3 separate regions of the Homo sapiens genome follow, and regions 1 and 3 are each linked to region 2. The links are chromatin loops, found by intact Hi-C in ENCODE. Cell type or tissue: ascending aorta. All regions are shown on one strand. Each heading gives the region's core, and the rest is flanking DNA. Links, peaks and the distances in the headings are about the cores only. Region 1 has its middle 250 kb from the start of OPRM1. Region 2 overlaps RGS17 (regulator of G protein signaling 17). Region 3 has its middle 91 kb from the start of OPRM1.

The links. Peaks named below come from ENCODE experiments on the same cell type or tissue, not always from the same donor. Only the 100,000 strongest peaks of a DNase experiment are listed, where the experiment ranks them.
Region 1: a loop joins it to region 2, with 2.8 times the contacts of the local background. A loop is called at or near these places in 4 of 110 quality-filtered maps.
Region 3: a loop joins it to region 2, with 6 times the contacts of the local background. A loop is called at or near these places in 17 of 110 quality-filtered maps.

The regions. Positions count from the first base shown.
Region 1 is chr6:153,787,277-153,793,410 of GRCh38, reverse strand. No RefSeq gene overlaps it. Among named protein-coding and RNA genes, the nearest start is that of OPRM1, 250 kb to the left of the region's middle. In ascending aorta, for the core only: a CTCF peak has its summit at 3,209; a DNase peak (open chromatin) is centred at 3,200; H3K27ac peaks cover 2,117 bases.
Region 2 is chr6:153,028,860-153,034,993 of GRCh38, reverse strand. The region is part of intron 2 of RGS17 (regulator of G protein signaling 17); the gene reads left to right. Among named protein-coding and RNA genes, the nearest start is that of MTRF1L, 29 kb to the right of the region's middle. In ascending aorta, for the core only: a CTCF peak has its summit at 2,510 (motif pointing left); no DNase peak of the experiment used is centred there; H3K4me3 peaks cover 657 bases; H3K27ac peaks cover 1,165 bases.
Region 3 is chr6:153,945,168-153,951,301 of GRCh38, reverse strand. No RefSeq gene overlaps it. Among named protein-coding and RNA genes, the nearest start is that of OPRM1, 91 kb to the left of the region's middle. In ascending aorta, for the core only: a CTCF peak has its summit at 3,266; a DNase peak (open chromatin) is centred at 3,261; H3K4me3 peaks cover 489 bases.

The DNA of each region.
Region 1 (6,134 bases), core at 424-5,423, 760 kb before region 2:
GTCTTTGCTACATGTTGGCAAGACAAGCCACCTTAGCTTGTGAGATTTCCAACCTTTCTGCAATTAGAACTCCTGCTTCTTCTACACTTGAAAGAGGCAGACAAGTCCAAGAGCAGCGAAATTCAATAAAATTATGTGACGAGTAGTTGCAAGTTTCCAATCAATGGCTCTGTTTTTCCCCCCAAAGAGAAAGAGGTGTTTTTCTGACACTGATGTTAGGGGTTATTTATTTATTACAAATTCGGGGTAACATGTGTAGCTTTGTTACACGGGTATGTTGCATAGTGCTGGGGTTTGGACTTCTAGTGAACCCATCACTCAAATAGTGAAGATAGTATTTGATAGGTAGTTTTTCACTCCTTATCTGCTTTTCTCCCTCCCCTCTTTTGGAGTTCCCAGAGTCCATTATTTCCATCTTTGCTTTAGCATAGCCAATGGAAACATTGGCTTTGAATAGCTGTCTCACTTGAGTCACCCTTTTAGTAGTGTTTGCAGCAATGTTTCCATTATAAACAAAATTAGTGAGAATTATGTCTTTCAATATCAAACCACATTGGCTCAAATTTAATCCTTTAGGGAAGTATGTATTTTTAAATGTTAAATTTAGTATGAATACATTTCAGGAAATCTGGGAATGGCAAAAATAAATTATCCCAGTCCCATTCCAAATACTGTTGGTATTTGTTGTCCATCTTTTTCCCTTTTTTCCAATATGACTGATTATATATTGGCCTGCCTGCCACTGTATCTATTCTTTACAGTCTATCAATGGCATCACAGTTATATCTTTTGTTCTGTTTATATAATTATCAAGGTATCCAGCTTGGATTTTTATAAAGTCTTAATAATTATGGGTTGCTATAGCTATATCTTTTTAAAGAGTGAATATACTATATAATTGTTAATGCAATGCCATACTGTTAGATTTTTAGGCTGATCCTAGAGTTTTTTGTTGAATCATAAGCATACTTATATGAAAGTATTTATACATGGAACTTTGATGAAATATTTGGGTAAAAAGGTATGGACAATTCCACAGTTCTGGATTACACAGATGCAACATCAAAAAATTTTGACATTCTCAGTTTTTCTGTTATAATCCTTGGTTTCCTTGTTAAGTGATCAGCAAAATGCTCGTCAGTTATGTATGGTAAATTACTTACTTTCTGGCTCCTGAATTTGGGAGGTTATGTAACCTGGAAAACCTCGGTTTCCTCACATGAAAACTTAGAATAATACTACCTTCTAGAAAAGTACTGATATAAAAAATAGTATGTGTAGTAAATCTTCTAGAACATTGCCTATTTAATGAGCACTCAATTGATAGATGTTAGCATTAATTTGTTTCAGCTTGCTTTTTGTAATAATAAGAGTGATGCTAAATTTCTTCTGAAACATTTGGAGGTAATTTGGATTTTTTATTGTCCTATGCACATTCAAGTCTATTTTCTCATGCCTAAGTGACAGTGCTAGAAGTAGGCAGCAGCATCAGATGCAGTCCCTGGGGTGTCCTGAGTAAAAGTCTTCCTACCTAGGATGTATTGGCTTAGTCTCTGGTTTTAGTAATTCCATTGATGGACCATGGCTCTTTCAGTGATTGGTTTGGCCTTTCAAAACTGATGGTAACACTATTATTATTCAACTATTTAATACTACCATTTTAATAAGGGAAGCATTTCATATTCTCCACTTTGATAACTCATCTGCAATTGTACAGTCACCTTTTGAGACTACTTAAGATCTACTTAGAATAAGAAAAAAAATGTCCTTTTTGTGGCCAGCCTCAGATACAGAGGTTCAATCCTAGGGCTCATGACCATCTCTCATTTTCTTACAAAGCGCTGCTTTGCCCTGCTTCCTCTTCTTTGTGTTTGGTATCTGTGATAGCTTCCTGGCAGAGAAATCCTGGTCTGATGGTTAATTTTATGTGTCAACTTGGCTGGGCCACAGTGTCTAGATATATGGTCAAATGTTCTGAATGTTTCTGCAAGGGTATTTTTTGGATGAGATTAACATTTAAATTGGTGGACTTGGAGCAAAGTAGATTGTCCCCCACAATATGAGTGGGCCTCATCCAGTCAGTTGAAGGGCTGAAAAGAACAAGACTGGCCTCCCTCAAACAAAAGGGAATTCTGCCAGCAGATGGCAGACTTTAGACTTGAACTGCTACATCAACTCTTACATGGGTCTCCAGCCTGCCAGCCCACCCTGCAGATTTTGAACCTGACAGTCTCCATAATTACATAAACCAGTTCCTTGTAATAAATCTTTCTCTACACAACACATGTCCTATGAATTCTGTTTCTTTGAAGAACCCTGACTCATACAATCACTAATGGAGGGAACACGTCTCATGATTGAGTGCCTTGTCCAGAAACTTCTTGGACACACCCCAAAAGCTCTCTTTTTGGCTGCCTGTTCTATTTGTTTGATAGCTCTGCTGCTGGATCTTGGGGAGGAGGACAGTGGAGAGACAAATGAAAAAATAAACTTTTGCTCCTTGGTAATTGAATCATGGGGGTGGGTCTTTCTCATGCTGTTCTCATAATAGAGAATAAGTCTCATGATGGTTTTGCAGAGGGCACTTCCTCTGCCCATGTTCTCTTGCCTGACACCATGTAAGGATATGCCTTTGCTCCTCCTTCACCTTCCACCATAATCATGAGGCCTCCCCAGCCATGTGGAACTGTGAATCCATTAAACCTCTTTTTCTGTATAAATTACCCAGTCTCAGGTATGTCTTTATCAGCAGCATGAAAACGGACTAATACGTTCCTTTAGTGGCGTGTATATGAGGCATCTGGAGACCGCTCTGTCACTTTCCTTCTGAATGAGGAAATTTCAATGGGTACTGCATTGAGTAGACCTCCAGAGGAGAAAATTTTTCTCTTATTCTTCTGCCTCCTCAACTTTAACTGAACCTCCAATTTATTCTAGAAAAATTGCTGATCAAATTCGTCCAATTCGAGTACATTGAATAGAATATATTTTCCAGAAGACTAATGTTGTGTGTGAAAGGGTCAGGAGAATGTGACTCATCCTCTCTGTCTTCTCTCTTTTGTGTATGCAGCTGCAGAGGGAGTTGACTCGTGATTGGCTCTCTTCCAATCTAGAGTTCAGATTCCAGACCCATGAATTCCAGAACAGGAAGCTCAGTCACAACCTCTGTGCTGTGAATCACAGGGCTGCTGTTCCTCCTGAGGCCTCCGGGGACTGCTAAGGAGGCAGACTCTCGGAGGCCCGTCTTCTGTGTGCACCCTGCTGGAGTCTGGCTGCAGTGGTCCAGCAAGGGGGGGTGCTGACCCTCTCCCGACCACCCTTGCACTGTTTGTCACCTGCACCCCGAAGCAGGGTTCTTCAGTTTCTGCCAGCATTCTATGCTGCTTGGTCCAAGCCCCTTCCTTCCTCCTCCCGGTCTTATTTGCTGTTCTGTTGCAGCATGCATCCATTGATACATCATTGATTTTTCTTAATCCAACCTCATCTGCTCTAGAATATGGATTTTTTTTTCCTGTCAGATTTTTGGGGAAAAAACAAATGTTGCATGTTATCCGTAACCTCTGAAACTATTGTGACTTGTTTGTCTCTCTGCTTGCCTTCATGAGGGGAATGGGAGGCGGCACTCATTAGAAATGGCTAGGCCGGGCACGGTGGCTCACGCCTGTAATCCCAGCACTTTGGGAGGCCGAGGCGGGTGGATCATGAGGTCAGGAGATCGAGACCATCCTGGCTAACAAGGTGAAACCCCGTCTCTACTAAAAATACAAAAAATTAGCCGGGCGCGGTGGCGGGCGCCTGTAGTCCCGGCTACTCGGGAGGCTGAGGCAGGAGAATGGCGTGAACCCGGGAAGCGGAGCTTGCAGTGAGCCGAGATCGCGCCACTGCAGTCCGCAGTCCGGCCTGGGCGACAGAGCGAGACTCCGTCTCAAAAAAAAAAAAAAAAAAAAAAAGAAATGGCTAGCCGTTCTACCTGGGTTCTTTCTGTTACTGATAAACTCAGGGAAGATTTCTCCTTCCCAAACTGAGTAATGTTAGAGTGACTCATATTTTCCTATGGTTGAACTAAAAATATAATTTACAGTTTGAATTGGGTATTAATTTAAATATTGATGTAAATTTTTAATATCACTTACCTATACATCAACCAGCCTCAGCTCCAGGAGAACAAAAGAGTTTTCACATAAATCCACTCTAATGAACTGTTTATGAAGCCAAGAATGGTAGTGGTTATAATTTAATCTTCCCTTTGTGTTCCCTATTTTTTTCCTCTCTCTCTAAAATCAAGTAATAGAAAAAAAAAAGGAAATTGGAAAAGAAAAAATAGACTGGTAGATATCAAAAAGAGAAATGAGACTTAAAAACCAGAAAAAGAAAAAACGAAAATAATCACAACATTAGTTGTGGGAAGTACAACACTATTGTCTGGTAGGTCCCATAGAAACCATAGTATCTGCAGTAGAAGTTTTCTATTTCTAGTTTAGTCAATGAATCTTTTATTGGCTATAAACTTTTCAGAGGTTTTGAGAAGTAAGCAGTAATACTGACTAATGAATAATTTTCAATTGCATATTCTCCAATACCATATCAATTTGCTGTTTCATTAATTATGGAACTAATCTGAAACAACTATTTTTAAAAATGTTGCTACTGAGCGTTTTTTGTTCCAGTCAGCTCATCTCTTTCTGAAAATTAGATTTCTTCCGTTTAAAAAATAGTCTTAACAGTAAGCATTCTCAACACAGCATGTTTCTACATAAAATGCTAGACTCTTCTCCGTTCTTAGAAACAGTTGTAAATTTAGATTTAGAATGTGACATAACCTTAATAGCAGCTCCAATTGGTCCAACCTTTAGTTGGAACTGAGAATGTAGTTTAAGTCAAACATTATTGATTCTCAGTTTAGTTTTGTTCTTAGGATCCTCTTAAACATTCTGAATGTATTAGAAGAAAATACGTAAATATGAACAAGACTGCCTTGATTTTAAAAAGTATAGTGAGATACTGTCACCCAGAGAAATGTTTTTCAGAGGACTAAATTTTCCTGAAAGGTAATTTTGTTAGGAGACATGCCTATAGTAAATTAGAAGATAATGAAAAGAGGTAGACAGACAAGTTCAAAGTTTGTTATCACTTACTGCTCATTTGACTTTGGGAGAACCACTGTGTGGATTTCCTCATGAGTAAAATCAAGTATGCCGTGCCCTCTTTTATAAGGATTTTGTAAGAAATTAAGTTAAAAAAGTATGAAGCGCAATGTCACAAAACTTGGCACGCAGTAAATAATAATAGATCATAATGTAGTTGCTTTTATTGTTTAAAATAGCATGCATTTCTCTGCAACAGTAAACTGAATACAATTAATATAAATTTGCTTTTTTTGGTGAAACCTCTAAAATTATTAGACAGTTTTGAGCTAGTTGCTTCCATTGGTGGTTCAGAGGAGTGAGTTGGGGAGAGAGAGTATGGCTCCCCTGAAACCTCCAAAATACACATATCATCTAAGTAGAAACAGCAGACAGAGACTGTTCCCTGCCACAATGGAGTAACTGGAACCAGACTTACTATTCCACTATGAACAAGTAGAAAACTACAGAATATATGTGGCAACCATTTTTAGACATCGGACAACCAGCAGGTCAGGACTGTGATCCCTAAGAGCAGGGAAGCACGGAGAACTTGGAGGCACTTTCCCAGTGGGGATGCAGGGAGGAAATTCTGAACAGAGTAAGCGTTGCAGGACTTTTCCTTAGTTCAGCTGAAGACAGGGTTCTTGTCCCATGGTCGTGAAAGTTTAGGCTCGCAGACAGTTTGAAGGGTGAGTAAAGCAGGGTTTTTATTGGGTGAAAGGAAAAAAAAAAAGGCAGGGCAGGGAAAAGGACTCTCCTCAAGGCCAGAGTCCCTGCTTGTGCACTTCTTGCCTTGCTGTTTGAATCCCAGGTTCCACACAAGAAGAGGAGGGGTCAGGCTCCTCCCCTGGTACAAAGGGCATGATCTTCTGTGTCTCCACTCCAGTACACAGGCAGGTTGCAGTTTTGCCTGGGAGCCCCTCCCATCTCGCTGTCTCACAAGAGGCCTCACTGAATCAAAGAAACAGAGATCACCCAGGCGCCCTGGCTCATGCCTGTAATCCCAGC
Region 2 (6,134 bases), core at 562-5,561:
ATTTTTAGTGGAGACAGGGTTTCACCATGTTGGCCAGGCTAGTCTCAAACTCCTGACCTCAAGTGATCTGCCTGCCTCAGCCTCCCAAATTGTTGGGATTATAGGCATCAGCCGCCGCTCGCAGCCAAAGCAATATAGATTATTTAAAAGTACAGAGCCATTTAACTGCCAATTCCATCGTAATAGTGGAACAGTAACTTCATGTGTTTCGTTCTAGAGGTAGTCTTGCCATATTTGACAATTACACGCAAATTCTAATGGCATGTCTTCCTCGGAAAGCTGACTTTCAAGAGGCTGTATGGGATAAGGAAAGACCCATGGCACTGGAATTTTACAGACCTGAGTACATTCCAGTTTTATCACATGTAACTATGAAACCTTTGGCAAGTTACTTACTACCTCTGAGCCTCGGTTTCTTCCTCAGTAAAATGCGATTAGTCATGTACACAAATCCCTGCGTAATCCTTTATTGATAGGTATTATTTCTGTCCCTTTACAAGTCTCAGGCCCAGAGGAATTTACCAGACTGTGTAGGATCTGGCTATTGCAGGCTTGGCAAGGTTCTGTTTGCATGTTGTCAGTTAAGGTAGCGGATGCTGTTTCTTCAGTCTGTATCACTTCGCGCTTCCCAGCCCTCACATTAATCGGCACAGGTATACGTCAGAGCAGCCCTGGAGCATGCACTGCACAGCTGCAGGATTCCCAGAGTGTTGTAACTTTTATATAGCAGGGTTTTGTTTCTCTACAGATCAAGATTGTTGTCTTCCATGGTGTCTGTTCTCAAGGAAGCCCCGCACATTCATCCCATACGTATTCACACACACACACTAACTGGAAAATGCGAGGGAAAGGATGAATGGGTAGATGAATGAGCAGTCCTGCCAGCTATCAGATATATTTCTGAATATTCACTAACAGGGTTTTAACTTTTTCACTCTCCTTTTTATGATAGGGACCCAGCCTTCTAAAGTCAGAAACTGGAGCTCCAATTGAATTAATGCACTTGACACAAATGATCGCATGCCATTTTAATAACAGTCACACTATTATTGCTCCTAACTAAATAGAAGTCCATTTGGCCTTTTCACATCTAAGATATTTGCTTTCCCATTAAGGCATTCACTTAGTTATAAATTATAGGTAAAATTACAGTGGGTTGAAGGAATAGCTTAAAATAGGATTTTAATCAACGTGAGAACTGAGGTATAGAAGATTCTGATGATTGGCATGTATTTTTTATTTTTATTTTATTTTTATTTATTTATTTATTTATTTTGAGATGAAGTCTCACTCTGTAGCCCAAGCTGGAGTGCAGTGGTGCCATCTCAGCTCACTGCAACCTCCACCTCTGGGGCTCAAGCGATTTCTGTGCCTCAGCCTCCTGAGTAGCTGGGGCTACAGGCGCACGCCACTATGCCTGACTAATTTTTTGTATTTTAGTAGAGACAGGGTTTCACCATGTTACCCAGGGTGGTCTCGAACTCCTGAGCTCAGGCGATCTGCCCACCTTGGCCTCCCAAAGTGCTGGGATTACAAGCATGAGCCACCATGCTTGGCCTGGCGTGTATTATGTAAAGTATATCTTTGTATTCAGACCTGTAATTCTCTTAATTTTAAGGAAAAATAAACTCTGTTTATGCTAAATAAGAAGCTTTGGTCATCTAACTGAACATAAACGTACCGTGTAGATTTCTATTTTCACCATGTAATTACTTGGTAAATGAAGTTGGCATTCCAAATCAAATCAATATGTCCATGAAGGAAATCCAGGCCTTGGGGTTTCAAATGAAAATTGAATATAGATAAAAAGATGGAATTTTTGATACCCATCTTTTCAAACAGATGCGTATATAGAAAGAAATTGGCAACTGAGAGAGAGAATCAGAGAATGAAGAAATTTGTCTTCAGTTTCCATGGGTCAAAAGAAGAAATGAATGTTCACGTACCACCCAAACAGAAATTGAAATAGTGTGGAGAATCCATTCTCAGGATGGCTCTTTTAAAATATTGTAAATTAAAAATATTTCCTACCTATTGGTAGTTAAAACCCTTTTCTAATTTATTTGTTCTAAGAATGTATGACCTAAGTTCTGTATTATCCCAGCATGAGACGGTGGAATGCAAAACGACTTCTTATCGGAAACGATAATGACAATGTTAATAACAGTATGCCTGCCTGTTTTTAAGACTAAAGTATTCCCAAATCAAATGACTTTGGGCCGGGATCTATTCAGAATATTTTGTAAATACCAAAAAGGAAAAATGGTTGCAGTTATGCAAACCTCCCAAGATTAAGTTTATCCTCTTCGAGTTTGATTATTACACTCACCGAAAAACTGAATGACTCCTTTTAGATTCCTTAGAAAGATATAATTATCAAAACTCCTTAAGAGAATGAATAGACTTTTTTTTTTTTTTTCAAATAAGGGTATTTACCCGCAGAAACTTTTTTTCAGTTTTTCCTTTATTCTGACTTGGTTAAAATATTGTATTTATAAAGGTAACACAGCCATCTAGTGGACAGATATTTGATAGCTGATTATTTTACTTGAGTTTAAGTTCATGAAACAAAAGCTTAAGCCAAATGAAATACTTGTTTCATGACACACGGCACATGATTACAAAATGTGGAGTGAGCCTTTAGAGGGGCAACATGGGGTATTTTTAGGCAGGTGTTTTATAACATTTCCAGACACAAATTTCTAACCACTGTTCCCATCCCCACACACCCCACTCAAAACCATACTCTATTATAAAAATGTAGAAATGAAAGAGGTGAAGTTCAAATCATAGGTTTAACATTGAGTTTCTATGTGTCTGAAATGTTGTATATTATGTGGTTACCAGCCCATCTTCTGGTGTCTTTTTGGTTTGGGGTTTTAGTTTTTTTGGGGGGTGGGTAGTCTTTTGTAAGTGAAACATCAGTTCTATTCTCCTTTCCTTGTTGCCCTGTCCTGAAGTTATCTTTGCTAATGGAAGAAAGTCATACTTCCCAGGATGGCCCTCCTCAGCCATAGCAACACCGTCTGCAGTCATTAACGGTGTTACTTTTGTCCTTCCTCTTTCACACTTTGCTGTCAAAACCTTCTATAACAACTCCTTTTTGTTCATCTCAAATTCCAGGGAATTGAGAAGTTACTCTTCATCAAATTCTACTGCAAACTCAGACCTCTGGGCAACAGCTCCTATGGAGTGATAGCTGTGGGATGATACTTAGAGAGGGCATTTATACTCAATGTACTGGATTGTACTAGGAGGTTTATTTTTCCAAACCTTAAGAAAAATCACTTGTGTAAACACTTGCAATACCACAATTAACTCTTCTATGTAAAGAGAAATGGCATTGCAGAGTGAAAATGAGCCTGAGACAGGAAGTCAGAAGATGGGAATTCCAATCCTAGTTCTAATAATTTTGAGTTGTGGGTATTGTGTAAGTCAACCCCAATAACTGTTTCCTTGTAAATAAAACAAGAATGACTAATAACAACTCTGCTGCTTACCTTCAAGGACTATTGTGAGGAGGAAGTGACAAGGTAATGGATGAGGAAGTGTTGTGTAATAATGACAAAGGAGAAGTCTCTATTTACTCAGGTGGAAATAAAAAGCTCTTTGGTAAACTTGGAATTGGAATTTTAATATGCAACCAACTTGCCCTTCCATTCAACTAAGCATCTGTAATAATGGGCCTTTTTGTCACAAGCTTTTATTTTTTGTTTTACATCCTTGTGAAGTAGTTCATTGCCATTATCCCCATTATGAATGGTGAAAACAAAGCATGGAAAGCTTAAACCATCCTAAAGGAGGTATATTCTACATTTGGAGTCCACCTCATCATTTTCTTGGATAACACATACTTTGCTGCCTGTTTTATTCTCCTGCTCCAGCCCTGCAACATCTGATATGTCCATTCTGTTCTACATTTGTATTGTGCCCCTGCATGATTTTATCCCCACTCTGAATGAGATCCCCTTTTTCCAGGTCTCCATCTGGCAAACAACTGCCCATTTTCAACCCAATTTAATCTTTACGTCTTCTGTGAAGCCTTTCTCAATTCTCTTATGCAAAAGCACAGGTACCATCAAGGGTGTCTAAGAAACCCCATATGCACAGTTCTGTCCGAGTTCTTATCACAATGCCATGTGATGTTTATTTACCCGTCTGAGCTCCTCAGTAGCAGAGCCTTTGTCTTATTCACCTTTTATGTCCAACCAGGGAATGTTGCATGAACCAGTGTTTCATACACATTACTAAAGTATTGCTAACTCCTCTAGTATTTACTGTGATATCTTGAATGCTGAAAATGAAGTATTTAAAGAATAATCTACCAATTCATTTTCAGAGCCTGAAGGATGTTGATTTCATTTTTGCACCAGGAACTTTGAGGTAGAAGCTGTTAAATAAAAAGAAAAGATTGATATCACAATGTGAGACTATTTCAATATTGAATAGACTGCTTTTACCAGTGACAGTAGTTCTCTCTTGGAGCCTTGATGTCACACTGTATTAAATTTAGGCATCTTATTGATTCTTCAGTTTAATTTTTCTGTAAATATATGTGCTTTCCTGACCAGCCTCTATCCCAGAGTTACCATGGCTACTGGTAAGTTTTATCTTCTTTGCAACCATTTTAACAGTTTTTCTTAAGAACCAATTGTTTTCCTTACAATAGAAGAGTGTCTTCCAAAATAGACCCTGCGCATATCCATGATGACAGATCAGTAGATAAACTGTATAATTGGCAGCAGGTAATGTTTTTTCTCACTCCACTGTCCACACTCCCCTGTAAACAAACAATCCACCCCCATAGAGAGGGGGCACATTTTCTTAAGTTCTCAAATGTCACAAGTATTTTTCCTCCCTTTTCAAAGTCACTATTTAGAAAATCTCTAATGGGATTTTAAATGCTTATTTTAGTATATTTGGCCAAGGATATTGGCACTTTTCTTCCATAAAGTATTTAAGGTTTGATCAAGACCCTCACAGTGAGCACTGTGTATGTGTTTAGTTCTCTTTGTGGCTTTTATTGCTTAAAAAGTAGAAATGTTAGTTTTAAATGTTACATACATAAAAGTCAGTGGGGGAGTGTCTCTTCTTGGAGAGATATGGGCTAAAAAGAAAAAACAAGACATGTAATCCCAGCATTTTGGGAGGCCAAAGTGGGTGGATCACAAGGTCAGGAGTTCAAGACCAGCCTGACCAACATGGTGAAACCCTGTCTCTACTAAAAATACAAAAATTAGCTGGGCATGGTGGCGGGTGCCTGTAATCCCAGCTACTCAGGAAGCTGAGGCAGGAGAATCACTTGAACCCGGGAGGCGGAGCTTGCAGTGAGCTGAGATCATGCCATTGCACTCCAGCCTGGGCAACAGAGCAACACTCCGTCTTAAAAAAAAAAAGAAAAAGAAAAAGAAAAAAAAAAGTGTCTCTATGGGACCCTCAAAACTGTTGATCTGGTATTTTCCTTTTAGGGCTTTCCTCAAACACATATAACATATATAAGTTGGTCTAGAGCAAATATTTCCAGTGAATTAATAAAAACAACAACAACAATGCACTACTTGGAGCAGGACCAGGTAGGACAGACATTAGTCAATATCAAGACAGACAAACTGTTAAGTATTAATCCCTTGTCTATTTTCTCCATTTCTCTTTAACTTAAAATGGTATTTTCAGCAGTTCTTGATAACTGAAACCTTGAAACCCATTTTTTAAGACCGGTAGTAAAGGACAGTTAATAAAAAGGACAATTTGTCTGTTGCCAAAGTTCAATTTCTACAGGGCAAGACTGTGGCCAATAGTAGATCAAGAGCTGCACAGTGAATAGTTAAACATTTACTGAATGTCTGTTGTAAGTAGTTTTAGTCCAAATGTGTGTCCATATTTTACCACCTGTAGAAAAGAAAGATGTAAACTCAACCTAATATTTCGTAATGATCGCTCTAATATGGTAGCATTTGGGATGTTTGTAAATATCACAGAAACAGATAGAAGAGCCAGAATTCATGTTCAGAAACTCGTGATTCATGCCTGTAGACTCCAGATTTGTCACTCTACGGCAAAGGCACAACGGAGAAAAAAATTTCTCAAAGATGTTTAATGAAATGAAGTATACCTGCGTCATGTGTACTGCCTTC
Region 3 (6,134 bases), core at 715-5,714, 920 kb before region 2:
CTATCAGATAATTCCCACAATGAAAAGCCAATCTATCTGTGGGATAGATTTTTAGAAGTGAGATTGCTAGGTTAAAATGTAGATTCTATGTAATTTTGCTAGACATTTTCAAATTATTTTCCATAGTAATTACTGTATGTTGATGTCTCTCTAGACATATATGAGAGTGCCTCTTTTTCCACAGGCTTACCAACAGAGTATGTTTTCTTTTCTTTTTTCTTTTTTTTTTTTTTGAGATGGAGTCTCACTGTGTCACCCAGGCTGGAGTGCACTGGTGCGATCTCGGCTCACTACCACCTTCCCCTCCCAGGTTCAAGTAATTCTCCTGCCTCAGCCTCCCGAATAGCTGGGATTACAGGCATCTCCAATCATGTCCAGCTAATTTTTGTATTTTTAGTAGAGACAGGGTTTCACCATGTTGGCCAGGCTGGTCTTGAACTCTTGACTTCAAGTGGATCTGCCTGCCTCAGCCTCCCAAAGTATGTTTTCTAACTTAGTGCCAAACTAATAAGTAAAAAATGCTCTCTAGGTGTAGGTTTAATTAGTATATTCTCTTAATATGAGAGAGATTGAACATCTATTCACATGTTCAAAAACCATTTGCATTTCTTATTTCTATGAATTGATCATGAATTTCCATAGGTCATCTGTAAAGAAACATTGACTCTTTACTATTTTAAAAAACATTCAATATATTAGAGATATTAATGATTTATCTATGATTTAAGTTGTAAATAAGTGATGTATTTTATTACTTTGCTTACAGTGTTTTTGACCATTCAAATGTGTTTTCTTTTTAATGTGATACAATTTTTAAATTTCTTTTATTTTTTCTTCTTGCCTCTGGATTTCGGACTTTAGATGGGAAAGTTATACCCACTCAAGGTTAAATACGAATTCATCCAAATTTCTTTTCTTTTCTTCTCTTTTCTTTTGTAGCGTCTGGGTCTCACTCTGTCACCCAGGCTGGAAGGCAGTGGCATAATCATGGTTCACTGTAGCCTTGGACTCCTGGGCCAAAGCGATCCATCAGCCTTGACCTCTCAAAGTGCTGGAATTTCAGGCATAAGCCACTGTGCCCGGTCTAAATTTCTTCTATCACTTGTATCATTTCTTTTTTTTTGTTTAAATCTCTGATCCATTTGAAGGTTATCTTGCTGTGTAGTGTGAGTAATGGATCCAATTTTTCTGTTTATCCACGGGGCTATACAGTTCTTTCTGAATATCACTAACCACCACCACCCCCCAAGAAAACCCACAAAAACCCAAACAATATTCACACAAAATTGAGATATTGAAATCGTCCTTTTACCGTATATTATTTGTGTATAAATTGCAGGATATTCCTTTTTTCATGATTTTGTCTAAACCGTGCACATAACCCATATTGTTTTAATTTAGATTCTTTATAGATTGAGTTGTTTTAATATTTGGGGGAGGTAGCTCATCCTCTTGCCCTTTTGGATCGTCTTCAGGATTCTCTTGGGTTTTCATGCTCACTGGTGGATGTCTTTAACCTGACTAACTAGAAAAGAGTCAGTCATTTACCTCTTGCCAAATCCTAAGAGTGGAGCTAAGGAGGTGCAAATCTGTCATGAAGTCCTGAGTGTTTTTTAAACAAATAAAATGCCCAAAGATACATTTTTAAATCAGACTTCTGATAATTTTTGGTTTAATCTATTCACCACTGAAGTAGAGGACACTCTTGCAAGTACCTTATTTCCTGAACTTAACCTCATGTAGAGAAATACGTTTTAACTTTATCTTTTAATACTAAGAAAACATAGCAACAATTTCTTTTTCTTCCTAATATTTTTTTTTATAATGATTTGGCATATATTAGTTAGAATTTATGCCATTGCTTAATATAAGGGTAAGTTTTTTCATGGGTGAAGTTGCAAATTGTAGGTGTCAGTATCTTGACCTTAAAGCCAAATCTACAGTTATTTCACAGAGAAATAACCAAACCCTCTAGCAGACAATGGCAGACAACCTTCCAGATACATAATCTGGATAATCAGTCTTTCTTTAGATAAATGATTTTTTTCTGGGAAATCATCAAAAATTCAGAAAGTTTAAAAATTAAATTTCCACAATTTTCAATAATGTTGATGTATGCATCATCTCTGTCTCTACAATGTGAATTGTTTTAATTTCAAAATTACCTAATTTCTGAATTACTTGGAATATCTATATATCAATTCATTTTATGTTAGCATAGATGCATCTTTGTTTCTTACAGCTACAGGAAATTTTTTTTGGTAGGCCTTGGATATATCCTGATTTATTTAATTTTTATTTATTTCAATAGCTTTGGGGGTGCAGGTGGCTTTTGGTTACATGGATAAGTTCTTTAGCGGTGATTTCTGAGATTTTAGTGCACCTGTCACCCAAGCAGTGTACACTGTACCCAATATGTAGTCTTTTATCCTTCACCTTCCTCCCAACCTTCCTCCACAGTCCCCAAAGTTTATTATATCATTCTTACGCCTTTACATCCTCATAGCTTAGCTCACACTTACAAAGTGAGAACATATGATGATTGGTTTTCCATTCCTGAGTTACTTCAATTAGAATAATGGCCTCCGGCTCCATCCAAGTTGCTGCAAAAGACATTATTTCGTTCCTTTTTATGACTGAGTAGTTACAGAAAAATTAAATCCTACAGCTATAGCCAATTGACTTCTTGCAGTCAAAAAATAATAATATAAAAGGATAAGCTGCTTTGTAGTGTGGGTTGAGGGCTTCTACAATGTCCCCTAGTCCCAGAATACATACTTCTTTAGGTGAAACCCTAATGGACTAGGTTAAAATTCATTTTTAAAAAGCACAATATAAAGATTTTTTATATTGAGTAATAACATTTTAGCTTGGAAATCAAAGTAGCCTACCTAGCAGGCTTTTTGAGGAAATTACATATCTAAATACCCATGGAAGCCCCTGCAAAATGAGAACACCTAAGACATCTCAACAATCGAATTTTTAAAAAAAGTTTTAAGTCTGCACCTTGCACTGTATGCAGAGCTAGCCTCCAATACATCAGTTGGTTCTCTGCTGAAACTTACTACTTTTGGGGGTGTTATAAAAGCATTAGTTTGAGACTAGCTACTTGAAGATTAGAAAGTATGGCAGCAGGCAAGCCCATGGGCAGATTCTTTAGCAGATTCAGAGATAAAAATACAGCCCAGGCCACATTAGAGAGCCTGGCCAACTCCAAAGATTTGAGAATGACTCTGGAATTTTCCTGGCTTGCAGTTCCAGTTCATGACCAGAGATGGCGCTAAGTGTACAGGGAACCTGCGGCTAACCTGAAATAGGACTGAAGTCTGAGAGCGTGAATCCTCAATTAACCTCAGCAGCACAACATCAAGATAGAGAGTTTGCAAGAAAGAAAAGCAAAGAATAAATCAAAAAGACTTGCGTTAGGGGAGCCTCACATTAGAAAAGAGATAACAGTGAAAATCCCTACAGTTAATATGGGTAGAAGCACTAACCAAGTAAGGCATCAGGAATGCCGATGAAAACACTCTGAACATTGAGGCATCCGTGTATTTTCTCTGGGTAAATCCCCTTGAGGGAAGTTTTTATTTGGCGGAATGATATTGGAAATTTTCAGGGTTTCATGTTATATATTCTAAATGCATATGGATTGTTTATATTCTTTCTGTCTTTAACAAACAGGAATTCAAAAGTAATTTAGTCCGGGCATAGTGTACTATCCCCAAAGTCTAATTTAATGCATTTAAAATTCCTTTTTGGTTAGCAGATATTTTCTAAACCAACATGAGGTCCATCTTAAGTGAGAAAGACATTAACTGCTTAACTGATAGCAGCTGGTATTTCCTTCACTTATATCAAAAAGAAAACAAAATTAGAGACTCCATATAAATACGAAAAAATTATTCAAAGTCCCTCCAATGAGTATGACAATTTTCAAAAATTATTTTTGTGCTGCTTAACCCTCTGTATTTTAAAATTAAAAAAAAAGTAGAGACAAAACAAATTCCAAATAATATAAGATAATTTAAAATAGAAAATAAAAATGTCCTCCCTTGCCTTGCTTGTATAGCTCCCTCCTCCATCTCTCCTTGGAATTTGTAACTAAGGCACACAAAGCTGTGGTTAAAAGCTACTTGCTGTGGTCTGTAAATCAGCAAGTTGAGCATCACCTAGGAGCTTGTTAGAAGTGCAGAATCTCAGGTCCCAGCCCAGAATTAGTGGACCAGGATCTGTATTTTAATAAGAATCTCCAAGTTGTATGTTGCGTTGAGGAAATTATATTGAGGAAATTACCTTGAAGTTTGAGAAACTCTACTCTTGATTCCAGAGAAGGAATCTTTAATTGACATCATGGCCTTCTCTTCCAATTTAGCAAGAGGCTGTAGGAATGGTCTAACTCTCATCAATGGCCCTATTCTTAGTCTACACAGAGAGGACTAGGGAAGGGGAGCCTAAATCGATTGTAACTAGAGACATTGAGAAGTACAGTGTTCACAGTGAGAGACTTTCTCCTTTGCAAGTGAGTGAGAGGATTCCCTCCAGGGGAATCAGTGATAGAGGTGGTGCTGAGAGTGCACTTGCCTCTTAATGGAAGGCTGAATGTTTGTTGATTTGCAGGATCTGCACAGCCACCTTGGTGTTTCCCGTGGAGTATAAAGGAGCATACATGTTCTTAGGAAGGGGTTGTGGTGTATGATTAGAAGGAGATGGTGGAAACCAGCCTCTCAAATCATCTCAGTTCTCTGTGATCTTGGAAGGGGTACAAAAGAAGATGTGTGCAGTTCCTTTGTCTCCCTGAGATGGGGCATAGCAGTTAAATGAGGAAGTATGAGTTCAGGAGGCTGCTAACCCTAGCAGGGTTTTGTCCATTCCAGAAAAGTAATTGTGGGCATGAACCACTGTCATGGTTAAGGAGACACTGCTGCTATCTCTGAATGGGGCAACAATAACAGATGAGGCCTGGGTGAATACTGGGGAACACTGCACTAAGAAAAACACTCATACAGCCATTTGGGGACTCTCATGACCATGAGTGTCACCAGCAGCAAGGAAAATGAACTCAAATCAGAGCAAGACCAGGGGCTAGTGCCCATGAACAGCCTTCAGGTAGTTGTATAAATACACCTTGCCACTAATATTTCTCCCCCAGAACCCCAGGAGATCTAAACGCAGAAAATGAAATGGGAGAAGGAGGTCAGAGTAGACTCCATCTCCCCGTCACTCTAGCAGCCATGATTACGAGTCAAATCTATTATTGAAAATGGACGTGGGGTAGAAAGGGAAGATCTATGATTAAAATCGAGTTTCAGATTGATGCATTAAATTAGTCTGAACTTTAGTAGCTGAAAGTGACCAGAAAGTTACAGAATTGGCCCAAGATGTAGCTAAGGGATGAGAAAAAAAGATGCAAAACAGCAGGGTTAGAAGAAACAATAAGAGAAAAACCAAACCAGTGACTGCCATCCATCCACTTGATTTTTAAAAATTACAAATGTAAACAATAAGCATATATTTCTGTTTCTTTATAAATCACCCTTTTCTCCTTACTCCTTGGTAAGCAAGATGAGGAAAGTGCAATTTTATTACCTCCTACCACCCTTCCACACTCATATCTCTTGATTTGGAGGAGTTACATTATTGTTGGTTTTACTTTGTGCTTAGCTGTACAACTTTACTAAAAGTAATGTAATATCGACATCATTTAGGGAAGGAAGCCATCACTGACTCTCTGAAAAGGAATTGAAAAAGCTGTTAATGCATTTTTGCTCTCTACACATTTTCTCTTAGCATCCACACATTCTCCCAGGACAGTCCTCAGCCACTGGTTGACAAGAATTGGAGCATAAATTACCCCAGCTTCTTTTTCCTTATATCAGGAGGAAGAGACAAATCTGAGGTGTATGCTATACCATTTCCCAAAAATTTCCAGTGGGAAAACCTAAAATTATTGAAAAATAAAGCTATCGTGACAGAATATATCTATCACATTTATTACCACACATGAAGATTGATGGACTAGAAATAGGAAGAATAAATTTGCATGATAGAAAGAGGGTCTTTTCTCTGATTTGCAAAATGAGATAAGCAAAAAATATAAAATAATCTGGGGGAAATCCACAATGACTGGAATTGTG